Linked DNA regions of Homo sapiens: region 1 is linked to region 2. A link is an interaction called in ENCODE POLR2A ChIA-PET data of the cell type or tissue named here. Cell type or tissue: PC-9. All regions are shown on one strand.

Region 1 (2,500 bases), 180 kb after region 2:
TGGGCCAGGTCAATTCACAGCTCCATACTTGAACCCTAAAACTACATTGTTACAACACAAAAGGACAAGCAGACCTTCAAGGCAAAGACCACACTCAAGGCAGAATCTGCAGGGCCATCCAAGCAGACAGGCTACAAACCCATCTCCACAGGAGACTCTACAGGGAGACCAATGAGGACTTAACCTAGGAGCAAGGGTGAGGAAAAACTATACCCCATCCTCTGACTTCTTGCCCCCACTCCCAACCCCACACATCATGGAGCCCCAATATCATTGTGTGGAGAATTCATCTGCATATCTACCCAGGCAGCCATCCAAAAGACAGCCGAAGTCCTGAGCTTTAGTTCTAATCCTCTGGGGCTCAGCCTGCCACATAAGGAGAAATCACAACTAATCCATATGCAACTACCATGGCTCGCTGCCCTCATGACAAAATAAGAGAGGCCACACAAACACCAGGTTTATCTGAACTATTACTTGGAAGACAGAAAAATACCTAATCTTTCGATTTTTAAAAAATTTATTTTTCTAAAAGACACCTGCACTGTACTCCCTAAATCTGTAGTCTTTTGGAGAGTCACAGACTCCTTTGCAGATCTGCTGAATAGGAAAACACTTTTTTTCCCAGAACAATGCCCCTAATTTAAGGGCTGTTTCTCCAGAATTACAATTCTTCCACTCCCTGCCATCAATCTCATGGTGAAGAATCCCTGTCCGAAGTTCTCTCAGTGACTCATCTGGGTTTGGGCTGAAAGAAGTAGATACGGGGGCATGGCTGCTGTTTAAACAAATTATGAGAGGGATGTTTGGGGGAGGCAGCAACATGAGAGCTGGCAAAACAGGAGGGACACTAGGTCATTGTAAAGGATGTAAATAGGGTATCACCACTGTGGTTTTCCGCCTCCAAGTTGCTACTTTGCCTGGCTATGAAGAGGGCAGGAAATAGGCAGGGGACAGTAGTACAGCCGCCTCTACACACACCCGCCCACACCCTGAACACTGAGAAGCACCAACGTGTGGGAAGCACAGTATGGCAAACAGCCCGGTCAGCCAGCAATGTCATGAGCACATGTGCCATGAGTCTGGCTGGAACAGCAGGAAATTGAGAAGCCTCCAGGGCTTAGGAGGTAGCATGAAAAACAGACCAGAGGGCTGGGAAATCAGGACAGGTTGCTTCTGGTTCTGGTTTTGCTGCTGCCAAGCTGAGCAAGTCTCAGGGCTCCCATTTCCTTCCCTGTAAACAATGGCAGGGTGGGACCAGATTCCAGCTACTCCTCTTCAGATCTAAGACCTTGTGATTCCATAGACAGATAATACACTCCAGGGTCCCATTCCAGGACCACAGCCTGCTACCTCTGCAGCTCACTCATCTCCCTGCTTTCATGTAAACCTACTCTTCTCTTTGGGTTCACTGAAAACTTTGTATCTTTTTTTAAAATCAAAACAGTTGTATAGGCCTGGTGCGGTGGCTCAGGTCCATGATCTCAGCACTTTGGGAGGCTGAGGCAGGCGGATCACTTAAGGTCGGGAGTTAGTGACCAGCCTGGCCAACACGGTGAGACCCTGTCTCTACTAAAAATACAAACAAATTAGCTGGTCATGGTGGTGGGCCCTGTAATCCCAGCTACTCAGGAGGCTGAGGCAGGAGAATCACTTGAACCCAAGAGACGGAGGCTACAGTGAGCAGAGACTGCACCACTGCACCCCAGCCTGGGCAATAGAGTGAAACTGTCTCAAAAAAAAAAAAAAAAAAAAAAAAAAGAGTAGTACATACTGGTTAAAAAAAAAATCAAACAGTACTACCAAACAGTAGAAAATATTTACGATTAAAAAAAAAAAGTATCTTTGGTACCCTTCCTTAGTCCCCTCAGTAAAGAGACAAACATCACTGGTAGTTTTCTACCCCTGTAGTACCTTATAGAGTAATTTTGCCTTATTCATCACAGACAGGTCACCTCTGGACATGGAATTCTAATAACAAGGACGCTCTATCACCAAAGTCCTACTGTTGAACCTTCTCCAGACTCCAGTACTATGACCCCTCCATTTCCCTTCTGTTCTCAGTCTTCTCTCATTCTTGCTTCCTTCCCTGCTGGCCTACATGTAGTGATTCATCACCTCAAACGCAATCTAGCCAATACTCCCAACGATCTGTCTCTTTTCTTCTGTCACAACCAATGGGCAAAACTTTCAACCCTGGATCAATCTAACATCTGCCTGCTGTGCCCCTGACCCCGGCTACTGTACCCTACTGGAGGGAAGGGAGAAAAATCACAAAACAGCAGGACTGGACCACTGCAAAATAATGGTCTCCATCTTGGCTGGGCCCTTGATGCTACCCTGAAAATCTTCTATCTCCATCATTGCTTCATTCTATTCTCTACACCTTCCTCAAGTCTACTTGATCACCACCTCCCTTATGCTCAGCAGACAATCAGAAGAGAACTTTCAACTATCCCTACCCTCTTCCCCTCTCCTCGCTGACAAAAATATCTGCAAC
Region 2 (2,500 bases):
TGTTGAAGTATTATTTACATATAGAAAAGCACATGTTAAGTAAATGTACAATTCAATGCATTTCACAAACGAGTACACACCTGGGAACCAGGCCCCCAGAACTACCCGCTGCTTCCTCTGGTTTCACTGGCCACACCCTCCTGGCCATGGATAGCCATCATCCTGACTTCCAGCACCACAGAGTGCTTTTGCTGCTTTTGGGACTTTAAATGAACAGAATCATACCATACATACTCGTGTATGTGTCTGCTTTTACTCAGCAATGCATTTGAAATATGGATAGACCACAATTTATTTATTCGTTTTACTACTGATGGACATTTAGGCAGTTTCCAGTTTTTGCCTCTTATGAAAGTGCTATGAAAATTGTAGTACCAGTCTTGTGCATGCAAGTATTCACTTCCGTGGGTAAACACTTAGGATTAGAAGCTCTAGGTCATAAGGCAGGTGTATGTTCAGCTTCTTTTTTTCTTTTTGAGACAGAGTCTCACTCTTTCACCGAGGTTGGAGGGCAGTGGCATAATCTCAGCTCACTGCAGCCTCGACCTCCCAGGTTCAAGAGATTCTCATGTATCAGCCCCCTGAGTAGCTGGGATTACAGGCGTGTGCCAACACGCCCAGCTAATTGTTGTATTTTTAGCAGAGACGGGGTTTCACCATGTTGGCCAGGCTGGTCTTGAACCCCTCACTTCAAGTGATCCACCCGCCTCGGCCTCCCAAAGTGCTGGGATTATAGGCGTGAGCCACCGCACCTGGCCGGCTTTAGCTTTTAAAGGCTCCCAGGTGATTGTAAACCCCCAGCCAACTAAGAAACCATGGGAAGAATCCTGCCCCCACCCCTCCTTTCTTTGTGGCTTCTCTCCAAGGCCAATCCACCTGCCTGGGCTCTGAAACTGGGGTCCTGACCCTCCTGAGCCTTCTTCACCCTGGCCCTCTTGAGTTTCAGGAACTTCCTTGACAAGGCAGGGAACCCCACTGTCAATAAGCTTTCCTTCATCTGTTTAAGGCCTGGGGGCCCATTTCCTAGGTTGTACCACAGAAGTCACAAGACCAGCTTTTCCAGGTGGCAGAGGCCGGCTCTGAACCACACTGTGTCCTTCCCGAGAGACTCCCTATGTGCTCTCAGGGCCACAGTCCTCACACACAGTCAGAAACTGGGTGACAAGACCTTTCCTGATGGCAAACTAGGATTCTGTGGAGAGAGGCAGGCTTATTATCATCAATGTGCTGAAACTTGAAGATAAAAGGTAATTTCCTTCTTTTGCAAAAATAATGTCATTATTGCTGTCTTGCACTTTCTTTTTTTTTTTTTTTTTTTTTTTTTGAGATGGAGTCTTGCTCTATCGCCCAGGCTGGAGTGCAGTGGCGCAATCTCGGCTCACTGCCAGCTCTGCCTCTGGGTTCGTGCCGTTCTCCTGCCTCAGCCTCCGGAGTAGCTGGGACTACAGGCGCCCGCCACCACGCCCGGCTAATTTTTTGTATTTTTAGTAGAGAAGGGGTTTCACCGTGTTAGCCAGGATGGTCTTGATCTCCTGACCTTGTGATCCGCCCGCCTCGGCCTCCCAAAGTGCTGGGATTACAGTTGTGAGCCACCCGGCCCGGCTGTCTTGCACTTTCATAGAAGCTGTACCTCCCTTTTTATTTTCTCAGATGACATTCCATATCTAGGACAACTGCTTTGTCCTTTCCACTGACTGGAGGAGGGGAGAAAAATCCAATAATCGAGTCTCATACTGAGTGTAAGGGGGTGAGGCTTAGTGAGTTGGGGTCCCACTCAGCTCCCCTGGCAGCGGGCTCCAGAGGGGCGGGAACTCAACCTCATCACAATCCCTTCTTCCAGGAAGGGTTCTGAGAACACCCAGGCCGGGAACGGGCTTGCTCTCCCATCACTGCCTGTAGCAGCTTTGAGATGAAGGGGGGATGTGGAGGGCCAGAGGCCTATCTTCCCAAGACCTACCAAGTGACCCTGGCCACAGCCAGCGGAACCATGGTGTGCTCCAGGCCCAGGAAAAGCCATCACAAGCTGACCAGCAGCCTCTTTAGAGTGAAAAGATGAGCCGGCCTGTCAGATTCCCTTCCTAAGGAATCCTAACTGGGAAATCCGAGATGTGGAGGTATGCAGCCAGGAGGGAACAGGCGAGAGAGAGCCAGGTAGGTGCGAGCTGCAGCTACACTAGAGCTGAACCTCTGGGTGCCCCCGGAGACTGGCTCTAGAGCGAGGGAAGAGGGGGCAGGAGGCAGAGAGAAGCAGGGGGCCATGGGCCAGGCCTCCAGTCTAGGAGAGCACGAACTGGCTCCCCTAAGATGCCCATTAACTCCTGCATTTGTGTCTCCACAAAATGGCAAACAGAGAAAAAAATTATCCCCTCTGTGACCTGCAGATCGTCAGGGCTACTGTGAGGATCTGCAAGAGGTCTTGACTCAGTCTGGGGTGGGGCTGGGGACACCCATAACCCTGCCCATTGAGCAGGACGTCCCCGACTAGCACTGGTGAGCGCTG

The links. ChIA-PET counts read pairs that join two places held together with the same protein. Peaks named below come from ENCODE experiments on the same cell type or tissue, not always from the same donor. Only the 100,000 strongest peaks of a DNase experiment are listed, where the experiment ranks them.
Region 1: POLR2A ChIA-PET joins it to region 2 with 20 read pairs; 1 of 35 experiments calls an interaction of 5 or more read pairs at or near these places.

What each region holds. Positions count from the first base shown.
Region 1 is chr15:72,357,959-72,360,458 of GRCh38, forward strand. All of the region lies in intron 1 of HEXA (hexosaminidase subunit alpha), which reads right to left. Among named protein-coding and RNA genes, the nearest start is that of HEXA, 17 kb to the right of the region's middle. In PC-9, no CTCF peak of the experiment used is centred here; a DNase peak (open chromatin) is centred at 1,103.
Region 2 is chr15:72,177,270-72,179,769 of GRCh38, forward strand. All of the region lies in intron 1 of GRAMD2A (GRAM domain containing 2A), which reads right to left. Among named protein-coding and RNA genes, the nearest start is that of GRAMD2A, 19 kb to the right of the region's middle. In PC-9, no CTCF peak of the experiment used is centred here; a DNase peak (open chromatin) is centred at 1,042; H3K27ac peaks cover 680 bases.